2 separate regions of the Mus musculus genome follow, and region 2 is linked to region 1. The links are chromatin loops, found by intact Hi-C in ENCODE. Cell type or tissue: left cerebral cortex. All regions are shown on one strand.

What was found. A loop is a pair of places that touch in the nucleus more often than their neighbours do. Peaks named below come from ENCODE experiments on the same cell type or tissue, not always from the same donor. Only the 100,000 strongest peaks of a DNase experiment are listed, where the experiment ranks them.
Region 2: a loop joins it to region 1, with 2.7 times the contacts of the local background. A loop is called at or near these places in 19 of 42 quality-filtered maps.

Annotation. Positions count from the first base shown.
Region 1 is chr4:117,136,181-117,144,180 of GRCm38, forward strand. No RefSeq gene overlaps it. Among named protein-coding and RNA genes, the nearest start is that of Plk3, 6.2 kb to the left of the region's middle. In left cerebral cortex, CTCF peaks have their summits at 3,315 (motif pointing left) and 4,664 (motif pointing left); a DNase peak (open chromatin) is centred at 3,272.
Region 2 is chr4:117,014,920-117,022,919 of GRCm38, forward strand. Eif2b3 (eukaryotic translation initiation factor 2B, subunit 3) reads left to right here and starts at 4,483. Exons shown (of 12, transcript NM_001111277.2): 1 at 4,483-4,557; 2 at 7,236-7,393. The coding sequence starts at 7,246. It also overlaps the pseudogene Gm12997. In left cerebral cortex, CTCF peaks have their summits at 3,044 and 4,534; DNase peaks (open chromatin) are centred at 4,478 and 7,116; H3K4me3 peaks cover 1,309 bases; H3K27ac peaks cover 812 bases.

The DNA of each region.
Region 1 (8,000 bases):
TGATTGGCATGGGAGGGCCCTGCCCACCGCGTGTGGCACCACCCCTGGGTAGGTAGAGCTGAACTATAGACGGAAGCTAGCCGAGTGATCTGGAGAGATGACTCAGCGGTTAGGAGAACACAGTGTTCTTTCTGTCAGAGGACCTGAATTCACTGAGTGACCAGAGCTCCTGGGGAACTCTACACCTCCAGCCTTCTCAGCTGGGTACCTGGCATGTGCATACTCACATAAGTACGTGTGTAATTAATTATTTAAGGAAGCTAACAAGGAGCAAGTGAGGGAGCCAGGCATGAGGCAGCACTCCTCCGTGGTTTCTGCCTCAGTTCCTGCTTCAGCGTCTTGCCCTGGCTTCCCTCTGTGACTGACTGTAACCTATAAAATGAAATAAACCTTCCCTCCCCAGGCTGCTTTTGGTCTGGGTGTTTATCACAGCTGCAGAAAAGTGAAAAAGGTCTCCCTGCAGAGTGAACCTGAGACTAACCTGGAGTAAATAACATCCTGTCTATTTGGCCCTGGAGAGTTAGCGCAGTGGTTAAGAGCACTTGTTGCAAAGGACCCAGCATCCTGGGAATCATGGAGGCCCGTCACCTTTCTGGGCACCAGGATACCAGGCCATGTGTGATGCAGACAAAACACTCACACATAAAATAATAAAAATTAGATCTTTGAAAAAGATATATTCACTACTGGTTACTTTTATGCTATGGTCTGGGAATTAAGCCCAGGGCTTTGTCTACGGGAGGCAAGTGTTACTAAACTATCCCCAGCTTGATGTTACAGCTTTATATCTGGAAAATAAATTAAGATGTCTGTGTATTACTTTGCTGGAGATGCCATAACAAAATAACCTTGAATGGTTCAAATGACAAAAAATAAATTAATAAAATTATTTTCACAGTCGGAGGTGCAAGATCAAATCAGGACAGGTTTCTTGGATTTTTCTGTTTTTTGCTTTTTACTTTTTTAAAAAAAAGATCTATTTATTTATTTTATGTATATATGAGTACACTGTAGCTGTCTTCAGACACACCAGAAGAGGGCATCAGATCTCATTACAGGTGGTTGTGAGCCACCATGTGGTTGCTAGGAATTGAACTCAGGACCTCTGGAAGAAGAGTCAGTGCTCTTAACTGCTGAGCCATCTCTCCAGTTCCTGTTTTTTATTTTTATTTTTTTAAGACTTATTTATTATTTATTATATGTAAGTACACTGTAGCTGTCTTGAGACACTCCAGAAGAGGGAGTCAGATCTCATTACGGATGGTTGTGAGCCACCATGTGGTTGCTGGGATTTGAACTCTGGACCTTCGGAAGAGCAGTCGGGTGCTCTTACCTGCTGAGCCATCTCTCCAGCCCCCTGTTTTTTATTTTTAAAACAATTATTATTAATTTCTCTCTGTGTCTCTGTCTCTCTGTGTATGTGTGTGTGGAAGTGCAAGTGCCCAGAGAAGGACAGAATTTAAAATTACATGTGTTGGTGTACAGGTGTTGGTGCGCACACACGAAGGTTAGAGACTAAGAAACAGGAGCTGATTTCTGTTAATCACCGACCCAGATCATCTTGGCCTGATGAATGAAAACAAGCAACTCAAGACTGGCCTGGTCTACAGAATGAGTTCCAGGACAGCCAGGGCTACACAGAGGGACTCTTGTCTTGAAAAACCAAACCACAAGCCCGGGGTGGTGGTGCACGCTTTTAATCCCAGCACTTGGGAGGCACAGACAGGCAGATTTCTGAGTTCGAGGCCAGCCTGGTCTACAAAGTGAGTGCCAGGACAGCCAGGGCTACACAGAGAAACCCTGTCTCGAAAAACAAACAAACAAAAAAACAAAACAAAAAAAAAAGGTTAATGCAGGGAAGATCATCATGTGTAAGCCAAGGAGAGGGACGGAGGCTCCCTCAGTAGCCCAGGCTGGCCTCGAACTCAGAGATCTGCCTACCTCTGCCTCCCGAGTGCTGGGACTAAAGGCCACCATGGCCAGCTTTAGTTACATAATCTTAAACCAAGTCTTAACTATGAATTTGTTTGTTTTGTTGTTGTTTCAAGACAGGGTTTCTCTATGTAACTCTGACTGTCCTGGAACTCACTTTGTAGACCAGGCTGGCCTCGAACTCAGAAATCCGCCTGCATGCGCCACCACGCCCGAACCGGGTAAGATTTCTAAAGTGAACCCTGAGAGCTGGGTAAAAGTCAAGCAGGCGTAGCACGGCTCAGGATCCTGTGCTCCTGGCGGCCTGAAGTGAGGGCTCACGGGTCCATAAAGAACTACAAGTTGGGGTGGGGGTGGAGCGCCATTGGGAGACTCCTTGGTCTAGCAGGCATGAGGTTTGATCCCTAAATGAAACTGAGAACACCTGTCAGCTCCTGGGTGTGGCTAAGGAGGTTTTTATTGTAGATTTCAGGGCGAGAACAGCCAGAGGGCACCTGGAAGAGACCTGAACAAGGAGAGAAAGAAATAGACCGAACAAGACCAGCAGACAGAGCAGGAGCATGAGGGTGGGGGTGGGGGTGGGGGTGGGGGTGGGAGTGGTAGAGGATGAATGAGAGAGGAAGCGAAGAAGACCAAGAGGACAGAGAGCTTGAGGCTGAGTTAGGGGGAGGGGAAGGGAGAGGAGGGGAGGGGAGGGCAGGGGAGGGGAGGAGAGGGGAGGGGAGGGGAGGGGAGGGCAGGGGAGGGGAGGGGAAGCCAAGCCCCTGGGCTGCTGAGGTTTTAGGCAGAGCGTGGGAGGTAGGGGTGAGGAGATCGGGAAGGAGCTGCAGGTGCTGAGTGAGCCTAGAGGTCCAGCAGACAGCTCGATGTGCTAAGGCACCATAGTTGGCCATTTGTCATGAGATTTTTTTTGCGATCTGACAATCCCTAGAACCAAACAATGGGTTTGAACCCTAGCATTGCACAAACCAGGAATAGTGGCACACACCTATAACCACAGCCTTTGGCAGTGGGAGGCAGAAGATCAGGAGTTCAAGGTCAGCCTCTCATACATAGTTTGTAGGGAAGCCTGAACTGTAAAGGACACTGTCTAGGAAAACAACTAGAACCAGGTGGTGATAGCACACACCATTTATCCCAGCACTCAAATGGCAAAGACAGGCAGATCTCTGAGTTTGAGGCCAGCCTACTCTACAGAACATGTTCCAAGACAGGCAGGGCTACACAGTGAGACCCTGTTTTGAAAAAAACAAAAGAAAGCTGGAGAGATGGTTCAGTAGTTAAGAGCACCGCCTGTTCTACCAAAGGTCTTGAATTCAATCCCCAGCAACCACGTGGTGGCTCACAACCATCTGTACTGGGAGCTGATGCCCTCTACTGGCCTTCAAGTGTACATGCAGATAGAGCACTCATGCATAAAATAAATGAATCTTTTAAAAACAAAAAAGAAAAACCAAAAGAAAGAAAAATAAGGAGGAAGAGAAGAAAACACCTGGGGGTTAGCGCAGTTGGCCCTTTGTGACATAAGCCTAGACCAGCATCACCACCTACAATCCTATCACCCAGGAGGTAGAGGTTCAAGATCAGTCTCAGCTAAATAGTAAATTCCAAGCTAGCTGGCTACAGTAGGCCATCTCCAAACAAAAGAACCATAATAATAAAAATAATAATAAAGCCCAAACCAAAACCCTTACTTTTTAACCAAAAGTTAAAAATAGCTGAAACACAGCTGGGCGTGGTGGTGGCACACCCCTTTAATCCCAGCACTCAGGGAGGCAGAGGCAGGCGGATTTCTGAGTTCGAGGCCAGCCTGGTCTACAAAGTGAGTTCCAGGACAGCCAGGGCTATACAGAGAAACCCTGTCTCAAAAAACCAAAACCAAATATATATATCTGAAACACTTCAAGGACTGGACCCTAAAATGATTCTGCAAGCTGGAGGGTGGGGTTAGAAGTATTCTTTCCCTTCCTAACTTTGCAAGGTTCCCAAGTTGCCTAAAAGTAGGTAGGCAGCCAACAGGTAGACTGCTTGTGGACAACCTTGGAAGGCTAGATTACGCTTTGGGGTTTGATAAAAGAGTTATTTGGAGTCAGCCAATGCCACCGGAGTCTGGAAGTGGGTCTGGGGTAATGGTGGGCAGGATAGCCTTAATGGGCTTCTGGGGAGGTGAAGCTGACAGCTGACGCTGTGGCCCCACTCCCGGCTCTCCGGTTCTCCTTTCCAACACTGAAGAGATGTTCTCACCAAGCGTCTGATGCCAAGCTCTTGCTAGGCTTCAGATCGAAGGCTGAGCTCAGGCCATCTGACCTACATTTGCCACTCAAGACAGGACCCTCACCCGAATCCCTCCAGGGATGTCCTGTCCCCTTTCTTTGCTTTCCTCCCCTGGCTTGTACCCTCAGCCACAACATGGCACTGCGAGCCCCCTGCACAACTGTCTTTCTCATTCTCTCTCCAGTGCTGGAGATTGAGTCCAAGGCCATCTAGAAAGTAATCTAAGAGCTGGTAAGATGCCCCAGTGGTTAAAAGCACTGGCTGCGTGGGGAGGGTATAAGGGACTTTCGGGATAGCACTTGAAATGTAAATGAAGAAAATACCTAATAAAAAATTGGGGGGGAAAAAAAAAAGCACCGGGTGCTCTTCTAGAGGTCCTGAGTTCATTCCCAGAAATTACAGGTGGCTCATGACTTAATCTATAAAGGGATCTGATGCCCTCTTCTGGCACAAAGATGTATGTGCAGATAGAGCATTAATATATTTATTAAAAAATATATAAATAAATTTTAAAATGAAAAGAATCTACCACAGAGCTATACCCCCAGACAACTGCGCAACTTGGAAGGTGAACAAGCTATTTGAATCTTCTTTTGGGAGCCAGGATACCAGGAGGAGCTTTCTAGATGTCATTATCTTTCTCAACTCTCCGCCATGGTATCAAACCAAGGGGCCCTGTGCATGTAGACAGTATTCTATGGACAGTATTCTGGGGATGCTGTAATAGAAGGGCCTGCCTGTGCCTCCTCTCCCTGACAGCTGCTCCCCATCTGTGGGCCTCCCATGGCCCAGGAGCCGACCTGGGCATTTAGTGTATTGATTGCTTCCAGTAAGCCTGTGATATGGAAGTGATTATAATCCTCAGAAGGAAATAAAAGTTCACAGGATGAAACAGTTTCCCCAAGGTTAACTCAGCTTCCCGTGGGCAGATCCAGCTTGCCTCATCTTTCCAGGGCTGAGAGCCTGAGATTTTTCTGAGCTCTCTGTGTGTCCATCCCTGAATGCTGTGTCTGCTCTGTTGAGCATATGGTCTAGACTCCTGGTTCCCTTGGCAACTCAGAGTCATATATCTCTTGATCAGAAGCTAAGACAGGGCAAGAATAAGAGGTTAGGATTCAGACTCAGGAGCAAACACCTGGCTAATCTGCAAGGAGATCTCATTATCTGTGATGTGCTACAACCCACCTCCTGGATCGAGGGAGGCCAGCATGGCGTACAGAGTTACATTCTACAAGAACAAAACGGTTGCCATGTAAGACTGGTGACCCCTGTCCCACCCTCAAAACCCATATAAAGGGGGAAAGAGATTCCACAAATTTATCCTCTGACCTGCACATGCCCATTGTATACACACACAGCTGTGATGATGATGGTGGGGGTGTTGATGATAACCAAATAAATAACTTTAAGTTTCAAAAGTGTGAAGGGTCCCCTGAGTTAAAACACTTGCCACTAACAACTTGAATTCAGTACCCAGAACTCACATGGTAGAGGGAAAGAACTGACTTACCTATACACAGAATAAGTGAATAAGTTAGTGTAATTTTTAAATTTAAAGCAAGCCGAGGCAGTGGTAACACACTAATCCCAGCCCTCAGGAGGCAGGTGGATCTCTGTGAGTTCGAGGCCAGTCTGGTCTATATACTGAATTCCAGGACGGCCAGGGCTGCAGAAAGAACCAGGTTCAAATAGAAGGAAGGAAGGAAGGAAGGAAGGAAGGAAGGGAGGGAGGGAGGGAGGGAGGGAGGGAGGGAGGGAGGGAGGAAGGGAGGGAGGGAGGAAGGGAGGGAGGGAGAGACAGAGACAGAGAAGAGAGAGAGAGAGAGAGAGAGAGAGAGAGAGAGAGAGAGAGAGGATTTAAAGCAGGAGGCTGGGGGACATCTCAGTCAGCATAGTTACCCAATGCAAGCGCCAGGACTTGGGTTTGATCCTGGAGTCCATGTGAGGAGCCAGGCATGGCAGCACATCCTCATAGGTGGGGAGACTGATGAATCCCTAGAGCTGACTGATCAGCCTGGCTATAATCCACAAACTCCAGGCCCTGTCTCAAAAAAACAAAGAGAATATTGACCTCTATCTTCTAGTACATGAGCTCAAACAGGCAATCAGCCCAAACCCCAGACACACACACACACACACTGAGAGAGAGATGAGAGAGATGGGAGAGAGAGGGAGGGAGGAAAGAAGGGAGAGAGAGAGAGAGAGAGAGAGAGAGAGAGAGAGAGAGAGAGAGAACCAAAGGGCTGAGAATTCAGCTCATTAGGTAGAAGGCTTGCCTAACATGCTGGAGTCCCTGGGTTCAGTTCCCAGTACAGCATAAAACTGGGTGTGGCAATACACACCTGCAATCCCAGCTCTTGAGAATTGAAAGCAAGAAAGAAGGTCGTGAATCCAAGGTCATCCTCACCTACACAGGCAACTTGAGGTCAGCCTGGGCTACATGAGACTCATCCCACTCCCATCCCCGATACAATGGCTAGAGCTAGACCAGACTTCATGCTTACTTATTGCTCCTCTGAGTACTTTACATATTAACTAATCTTTCCAGCAACTCAGTGAAACTGGTACTGTCATCGCCATTTATTCTCGGTGAAATTCATTGATCAAGCATACAGACGTTTGCTGGTATTCTGGCATTTGTCTGTGAGCCTAGCACTTGGAAGGTGAAGGCAGGAGGCTCAGGAATTAAAGATCATGCTCAGTTACACAGAGAGTTTGAGGCTAGCCGGAGCTGCGTGGATAGATAGATAAAGAGTTTGTCTGTCTGAGGTCATGAAGCTGGGAGAGCTTGGGAATGCAGACTGGCTGGCTGCACACCCCTGATGTTAAGTACTCAGCTGCATAACCAAATTCCCTGTGGGGAGCGGAGGGCGCTGGTGGGTAGGACCAACAAGAAGAACATGGAGAAGCAGGGCAGGGCGCATGATTTATAGACGGAATGGTTCCCTTTCTAGGGTCATAAAGCAGGACAAGAGATCCATCCTCAGTGGGAAGGGAGACAAGGTGGGGGCTGCTCGTCCTTCCTGGACAGCAGCTCCAGGTCACGAACTTTTTATCCTAACTCTGTGGGAAATTCACAAACCAGAAAGCTGGTAACAGGTTCAAGTGTGTGAGGGCCCTGAAGGTGCGGGGCACAGGATCTCAAGGAGGAGATGGAGAAAGGAAGGAAGGAAGGAAGGAAGGAAGGAAGGAAGGAAGGAAGGAAGGAAGGAAGGAAGGAAGGAAGGACAGAAGAATGGGAAGGAGAGAAGGCAAGAGAAAGGAAAGAAAGGGTAAAAACCAAGATAGGATACAGACAGAATCCCTCCAGCAAGCTGGGCTTCTGCCCTCTGTAGGTCTTGCATACGCACAGTGCATGCACACACACTCATCCACACACTCAAACTTAGAACAGTCAAGAGAGAGCGAGTCCCTGAGAGCATCCAGGAGTTAAGATGGTTTCACAGAACTTAAAGAAATGTACCTCATGGTCCAAGTCCTTAGATTCATGACCTCTTTAACACTGTGGCATGGAAATGGCCTGACTAGGACCCCAGAGCCTGGGACAGGAGCCTGGCCCTGTGTTGAAGCCACTGGTACCAAGAACTCTGATCTTGGTGCCCAAGTCCTGCTCTAGGGTCCAAACAGAGCCCATCTAGCCTGAAGCTGTGGCATGGTCTCCTGCCTCCAACACGACCTAGCTGTGTGACCTTGGGCAAGTCACTCTCCTCTTGGAACCTACTCTGAGAAACTGGGATGATTCCTGACTGGTGAGGATGTGATGAAGAGCCCGTGCAAAGAAAAAGAATGTTGTT
Region 2 (8,000 bases), 120 kb before region 1:
ACTTACAGAGCTCCACTGACAAGCAACCTCTACACAGACACAATAGCTCCCTCCATGGGAAGCAAGCACCACACTCATGAAATCTCTCAGCTCAGGCCAAAGCAAACATCTTGCTGGTCTTGCCATTGTGAGCAAAGCAGAGAGTCACTGGAGGCATCAGCCAACCTTCCATCAGGACAGGCGTATGGCCATGGCTTCTCAGCAGTCTCACCAGCTGGCCTTCCTTACCAGGAAGATGCCAAAAGTGTGGAGGAGAGTGATCCTATGAAGATCCCAGCCACTGTGACCAGCTTGCTACTCTAGCTGTCGTCTGAGCCAGATGTCATGTTATCACACTGGGAATGGAGGGGATCTCCCACAGAGGCCCTGGCACAGGGTGAGGGACACTCCAGTGTTCCCAGTTCAGGTTCACATCCGTGTAAATAAAGTAGATATTGGGGTTCTAGTCATTGGGCCCTCAGACTCGGCAGCAAGACCATTATTCTAAGTGATTAGGGTTCTGGAGGCCACTATTGCCCTGGCAGGCTTTCACACTGTTGATGATGATAACGAGCCAGTCTCGAGTCCAGTCCCTGGAAATGGAGGCCAGCATAACTGTCACCAAAATCTCCACAAAGAAGGTATTCTCCCAGAGGGCCTCAATCAATGCAGCCAGCAAACCCCAGCCTAACATGACTCCCCCAACCACCACAAAAATGTTGGAGAGATGTCCTTCTAGCCCCAGAGCCAGAGGCCGATGGCCAGGAACAGGGCCCCCAGGACCCAGAATATAATGTTGAAACCAAACAGGAGGCATTTCCCACAGCAGTGAACCTCAGGTTCCTGGAAGTACTGGAGACTGTTTAATATGAACAGTCACTGACCAAGGAACTGGAGCAGGAGCAGGGACCAAGCCTAGCTCTGTGTAGGGCACCATGGGTTAGAGATACCCTGCCCCAGGCCTAATTGACCCTGGGTCCTTTTCTTTTCTTTCCTTTTTTCTAATTCCTTTTTTCCCCCAAAATTTATTTATTTATTTTATGTACTCACCATTGCTGTCTTCAGACACACCAGAAGAGAGCATCAGACCCCATTACAGATGGTTGTGAGCCACTATGTGGTTGCTGGGAATTGAACTCAGGATCTCTGGAAGAGCAGTCAGCGCTCTTAACCACTGAGCCATCTCTCCAGCCCCCTAGTTCCTTTTCTTCTGGCTAAAGTCTGGGGGGAACTCCAAGCCCTTGCTTTCTCACCGAGTGCTCTTACTCCCAGCATCTAAGGCATTGCTTGACATATATTAGGTGTTCTGACAAATGTCAAAGTCAAATTCCTTAATTTATTTATATTTCAATTAGTCTTTGTTTGTTGTTGTTGCGATTGGAGACAGAGCTTCTCTAAGTAGTCTTGGCTGTCCTAGAACTCACTCCGTAGACCAGGCTGGGATTAAGGGTTTGAGCCACCACACAAATTATTAATTTGGGACAAGGTCTCACTGGCTGGCCTGGAACTTTCTATATAGACCAAGCTGGCACCACAGAGTTCTGCCTGTTTCTGTCTACCAAGTGCTAGGATTAAAGGCATTCATGAACATATGCCTTTATTCTCAATACAGAAACCAGACTGTCTTCTAACTGGTAAATACTAAAGCAACTCAAGATTAAGAGAACTGGAAAAGGGGCTGGAGAGATTGCTCAGTGGTTAGAGCACTGGCTCCTCTTCCAGAGGACCCAGGGTCAATTCTCAGCACCCACATTGTAGCTCACATAGGGTTTACCTTAGACCTGAGATAATTCTCCTCCTCCTCCTCTGTAACGCCAGCTCCAAGAGATCAGACATTCTCACACAGATACACATGCAGAGAGGAAAAAGCTAAAAGTTAAAAGGAAAGGAAAGAAGGAAGGAAGAAAACTGGAGAAAAAAAGGAACCGGGAGAGCTTTCAAAAGATTAAGAAATTAGTTGGGTGGGAGTGTTGCATGCCTTTAAACTCAGCACTTGGAGCTACAGGCAGGCAAATCTCTGAGTTCAAGGCCAGCCTTGTCTACAGAGTGAGTTCCAGAACAGTCAGAGGAGAGAATGTCTGGGCTATTTACTGCAGTTTAACTAACTACCCCAAAATTTAGTGCTTAGAACAGCAACTGTTGGGGGCTGGAGAGATGGCTCAGTGGTTAAGAGCACTGACTGTTCTTCCAGAGGTCCTGAGTTCAAATCCCAGCAACCACATGGTGGTTCACAACCATCCATAGTGGAGATCTGATGCCCTCTTCTGGTGTGTCTGAAGACAGCTACAGTGTATTCACATACATAAAATAAATCAATAATTCTTAAAAAAAAAAGAACAGCAACTTTTATTTTTTTCTCTCACAATTTTAAGATTTGTCTAAATTCAGGATTTTAGGGTAGCTTGGATATTTGGGGTATTTCAGGCAATCACTGCTTTTTATGTGGTCTCCTTCCTTGTTTCCAGAGACTTCTTGACTTAGAAACTTCCATGATCTTTCAAAACCTTGTTGGCTATAGACATAGTAAAGTTGATAGAGTACTTGTCTAGTGTGCTCCAGGCGCTGGGTGTGATACCCAGTGCTACATAAGCCAGCTATGGTAGTATACACCTGTAATCCCACCAGTCAAGAGGTGGATAAAGGAGGACCAGGGGCTCAAGGCCAGCCTCAGGTATAAAGTTTGAGGACAGCCTGGGCCTTGTGAGACTCTATCTCAAAGGGATGATAGTAATAGTAATAAATAACAACAACAACAACAACAGACAAAACTTGTCATATAATGTTCATCTGCTCAATAATTTCTGATCAAATAAGCAATCATTCAAAATAGCTTGAGTCAAGGCCAAGGCTCAATCAAAGGTCCAGGCCCAGGCCTAGGCTCAGACTGTGAAATTCCAGTTTAGACTCATGCTCCCTTTAAGTTGTCACCGTTGTGGTGTCCCCACTCCCCACTCCTACTTTTGAGACAGGTCTCCTTATTTAGCTCAGGATTTACAGTCCTTCTCCCTCAGCCTTTGAGATCACAGACATGCAATACCATGCACAACCACACTAAAAGCTTTTATATGCCAATATGAAGACAGGACTGTAGGCCCTGGGCTGCAGACACCATGGGGCTTGTTTCCTCCTGTGCTATCTGAGTTAAGAAGCTATTAAAAAAGAGTGCTTCTGTCTCTGTTTTCTTACGTTATGTTCATTATACATTCCACAGAAAAAACTTATGTTCCTTGCTATAGCCTACAAGCCGGTGGGGTCTGAATTCTCTGGTCTCCTCCATCTGGCTCCCTCTGGTAGCCTTTACTCACCCACTTCCCCTCTCACTTTATTTCTGCTGCAGTGCCCTTCCTACTCTTTATTGAACTCCGGGGTTTCTTTTGGGATTTGTTTGTTTGTTGCTGTTTTTTTGTTTTTTTGTTTTTTGAGACAGGGTTTCTCTGTGTAGCCCTGCTGTCCTGGAAATCACTCTGTAGACCAGGCTGGCCTCGAACTGACAGACATAGGCCTGCCTCTGCCTCCCAAGTGTTGGGATTATAGGCATTCACCACCACGGGCAGGATCTTTGCACTTGCTGTCTAGTCAGCTTGCAAGGCTCTTTCCCAAGGCTCAACCCGACTTACTCTCTTCAAACCATTAAGTGCTATTGTAAGACCCCCAAAGCTGGGCCTCAGCTCAAGTCCCGGGATGAGCTGGCCCGCACCCCAATAACTCAACAGCTCTTCTCTGCCGGGTATCCTTGGTAAAATTACAATTATCGCATCTCTGGTTGTAAGGTATAGAAACAAAAAGGCTTTTTGCTGGCTATAGAGAACAAAGAGCTTCTTTCTAGCTGTATTTTTAGAGAACAGGGAAAACAAGCTTGGGGGAATGTTTTAGGGGCTTTACCTCCCAGGGAGAAACGCTCTAAGTCCGGTTCTCACACTATCAGAAATGAATTTATTGTTTGAATGGCTAAAGTTTGCTGACACAAAGGCCAAATCAGGCATCTTGCACACTAGAAGCCTAACCAACCGCTGGCTTGCAAGGGAATTTAGTAGGTGTTTTGTTTTGCTTTGTTTTTTTAAATTCTTGAATCTTCTATGAGTGTTGGTGCAGGTCTTTAATCCCAGTCTACCGGGGGCAGAGGCAGGGGAGATTGCAGCTGGCGGTTCTCTGTGAGTTCGAGGCTAGCCTGGTTTACAGAGTGAGTTCCAGGACAGCCAGGGCTACACAGAGAAACCCTGTCTTGAAAAAAAAAAATCACAAAACAAAACAAAAAGTATTGACAAGCCAAATTTACAGTGCCGTGAGGCTGGGATTTAGAATGGCAACTCCGAAACGTTAGAGATTGAAGGGGACATTTAACAAGCACTAGGCAGCAATACAGAAACTCCACGCCACGGCTCGTCGGTCGCTTGGTCTCCGGCACGCTCCGCAAGAGCATCCTTGCCTTCTGCCATCTATTACTCGGCACTCGTTCCTCCTTCCTGAGTCGGCGCGTCGTATCGAACCGCTCGGCCACCGCGCGCCTGCGCTCTTGGCTTGTCAGCCAGAGGCGGCGTGGGGAGCGCTGGGAGAGGCTGCGGCGTGCGGATAGCTGAGGTAAAGCCGGGGCTAGTGCGGTGCCAGGCGGGGCACGAGCTGGCTGAGCAGGGAGAGCGGCGCGCGGATGCTGGAAAGCCGGGTTCCTGTGAGGGAGGCCAGCTAGCCGAGCAGGACCCGAGTAGGCAGACAGGGACTGCGCTCCCGAAATCGCCGGGCGAGACACTGCCGGCCCTGGCCGTAGAGCCATGCGTCCCGACTGGGGGACTGGAGAGTCCAAGCCTTGTGCAACAGATGGAAAAACTGAGTTTCAGGGAGGGACAGTTCTGCCCGAAGTCACACCGAGTGAGCACTAGACTCCCTTGGTGCCTTGCTGACATGGTTTCCACATTATTTATTCGTCCCACATTTATTTGGGCTCAAGGCAGGGACTAAATGGGATACAGTAAGGCCCTTTTAGGCAGCGCGCAAAGGTTTGGCAAACCAATTACAATGCAGTAGCCGATCTTACAATTTAGGACAGAAGACGGCAACTGTGAGGAAGGCATGACTGGGACTCTGTAAACGCCTCCTGTAAAACTTGGAGGCTGGTGAGACTCATCGACTTGGTATTGGGAGTCACGACGGTAAAGTTGAAACTTTTAAGTCTAGCCTTATGATTGGTTAGGTTCATAAGTATTCTTGTTTCTTAGGTTGCGTCTTTTTTTTTTTTTTTCCTCCTTAACCCAGAGATTGAGAACAGGAACTTTAGGTTCTAGCCACCTGGGTTCCAAATGTGTTCTTGTACACATTTGAGCTTAACACTAATGTGGGGTTGCTGTGAGGTTCACAGATGCTCATTCCACATATAGTATCTGGCATCTGACTGGGTGTATCCTGACAACACATAGTCCCCAACTTCAAGGAACTCACTCTTAATAGGCATTTAAATGAATGCCTGCAGTGAAGCCTATAAAGGTTGACACAGTCCGTACAGAGTATAGTAGAAGCAGCAGGTGAAAGAAGTCCCATCATTGGTGTGCAAAAAGTTAGTTGTAGCTTCATGCTATGCAAGATGATTTCTGAGCAGAGTCTTTTTAAAGAGTTTTGCTACTTGGTTACTTGTCCCAGGAGAAAACCAGCCTAAAGCAGGAGTAGCCGTAGACCTGCAGTTCTGGCTGCTAAGGTGGTAAGACTGGGAATCACTTGAGCCCAGGAGGTTAATTCACACTTTATAACCAGGTATTGGCACTAGATTCACAAGCATCAATATGATGACCTCTAGAAGTGGTTCTAGAGTCTGGAACCACCAGGTTGCATGTACTGATCTGTAGTGAGGGTCACATCTAGGAAAGGCCATCACACTAGCTATGACAGCGTAATAATACCTGTCCACTTAAAAAGGACCTATAGGGGGCTGGAGAGGTGCCTCAGTGATTAAAAGCAGCGTATATTCTTCCAAAGGACCTAGGTTCAGTTCTCGGCACCTACATGATAGCTCAGAACCATCTATAACTCCACTTACAGGGGATCTGACTCCATATGTGCACTCAACACACACATAAAATTAAAAAAAAAATAAGTATTTGTTACAAAAGAAAACCCAGAGTTATAGCACAGTATATTTTAGTTGGTATAGTGTGTTTTCCGTGATCCAGCATCTGTCCAATAATATGAAACATGTATATAGTGCGTGTGATAGGATGAACGTTACTTTGCATGTCTTATAGAGAAATACTTTTTTATTCTTGTGTAGGGGATCCAGCCTAAGGCCTCATAAATACCAGACAAGTGAGCCCTCATTTAATCCCAACAGCTTCATGAATGTGTGGATGTGTATATTCCTAAATACATAACTACAGCTGCTCTCTCATAATCATGTTGATTATGTGTATTTCCCCAGGACTGGTCATTTGGTATTGGATAATCAATTGATGTTCACTATTTCACTTGCTCTCAGAATTTCTTAGTTGCCTGTAGTTTTTTTTTTTGCTTAGGGTTGAGGCCTTGTAAGCTTTCCCTCCCAGACATTAACATGTCAGTTGGTGTTATCCTTGTTCAGGTCTCGTTTAGGAAGCCATGTTGGTGACACTTTATGGCTGTATAGTCTCTGGCATATCTAGGAGACACAGACCATATCTAGCAAACCTCCTGTCCCTCTGTCTTTTTAATGATCACGGAGCCTTGGCTGCGGGACTTTCTTACAGGTATTAGTTGGGACCAGGCTCCACAGCTCTTTGTTTTGATCAGTTGTGGTCTTCTGTGATGATCTAAATCTTTTGCAAAGGACCATTTCCTTTATGAAGGGTGAGAACTACAATTCTCCAGCCAGACCCTAAAGAAGCTTGTGTTTTTGAGACAGGGTCTCACGTGTAGTTTTGGCTGTGCTGGAATTAACTCTGTTGAGCAGACTGGCCTTGAACTCATGGAGATGCGCCTGCCTCGGCCTCCCAAGTGCTGGGATTAAATATGCCACCACCACTGGCACTTGAATTTGTCTGTTCTTAACTATAAACAACTCAAGGGCGAGGACCAGAAGTTTTAAATTTATATTATCTGCTTTTACTGAGATCAGAGCTAAAACTGTTGGCCAGAGAAGGCGAGAACAATCTTTGCTACCGTGAGGGAGTGTTTCTTACTCTGGTAACTAAATCAGAAGTGGCACGTCTGGTGTAGGTGGGAAGTACTCATGTAAATAGAGACAAATAGTACTGTGTATCATTTGACTTAAGCCACTCTTTCTCTTCCTGTGCTTGCAGCTTTATAAAAATGGAGTTTCAAGCGGTGGTTATGGCCGTTGGTGGGGGATCTCGGATGACAGACTTGACTTCCAGCATTCCCAAGCCTCTGCTTCCAGTTGGAAACAAACCTTTAATTTGGTACCCGCTGAACCTGCTTGAGCGTGTTGGATTTGAAGGTGAGCTGTAGCTGTGATAGGATGCATTCATAAACCTTTAGTGTGTTTGATCCCAATAATTTGTCAGCATTATGAGAGAGAGGGTGGACATAGCAGGCTAGGGCTTAAAGCTTGCTAGAGACTAGATGTTGGTCCATGGCCACCCACCTGAGAGCACAGCCTCCCCCAGAGGAACTTTTATCCCATGCTGCAGCCCAGGCAGGTGCCGGGCTGTAGGGGAGTGCCAAGACCACTCTGGGGGTGAGTGGGAAGGTGGAGCTGGTTCCGGGGTCACTGGGTTCTCTGACTCTTGGACATCCAAGTGCCACTGGGAGTCAGGGGTCTGTGGGCTGGGGATAGTGTCTAGCCCAGGGTCAGGCATAAGGGGAGCTCTGGCTTGTCCTTAGCTTCTCAGAAGCAGGCTTTGTGGCGTTGTGGCTGGGAGCACAGAGAACCCTTCTACAGGAGAAGTAAGCTGTGGCTCTGTAGTCGAATGCCTTCTCCATGGCTCCCCACAGCGGGCCTTGATGAAAGAGACAGTCCATGATTCTAAACAGTTTATTGGTTGTGGTGGAAAATGGTGTACTGTACCCACGTCTCAGGGTGGACCTGAGATTAAATACCTTTT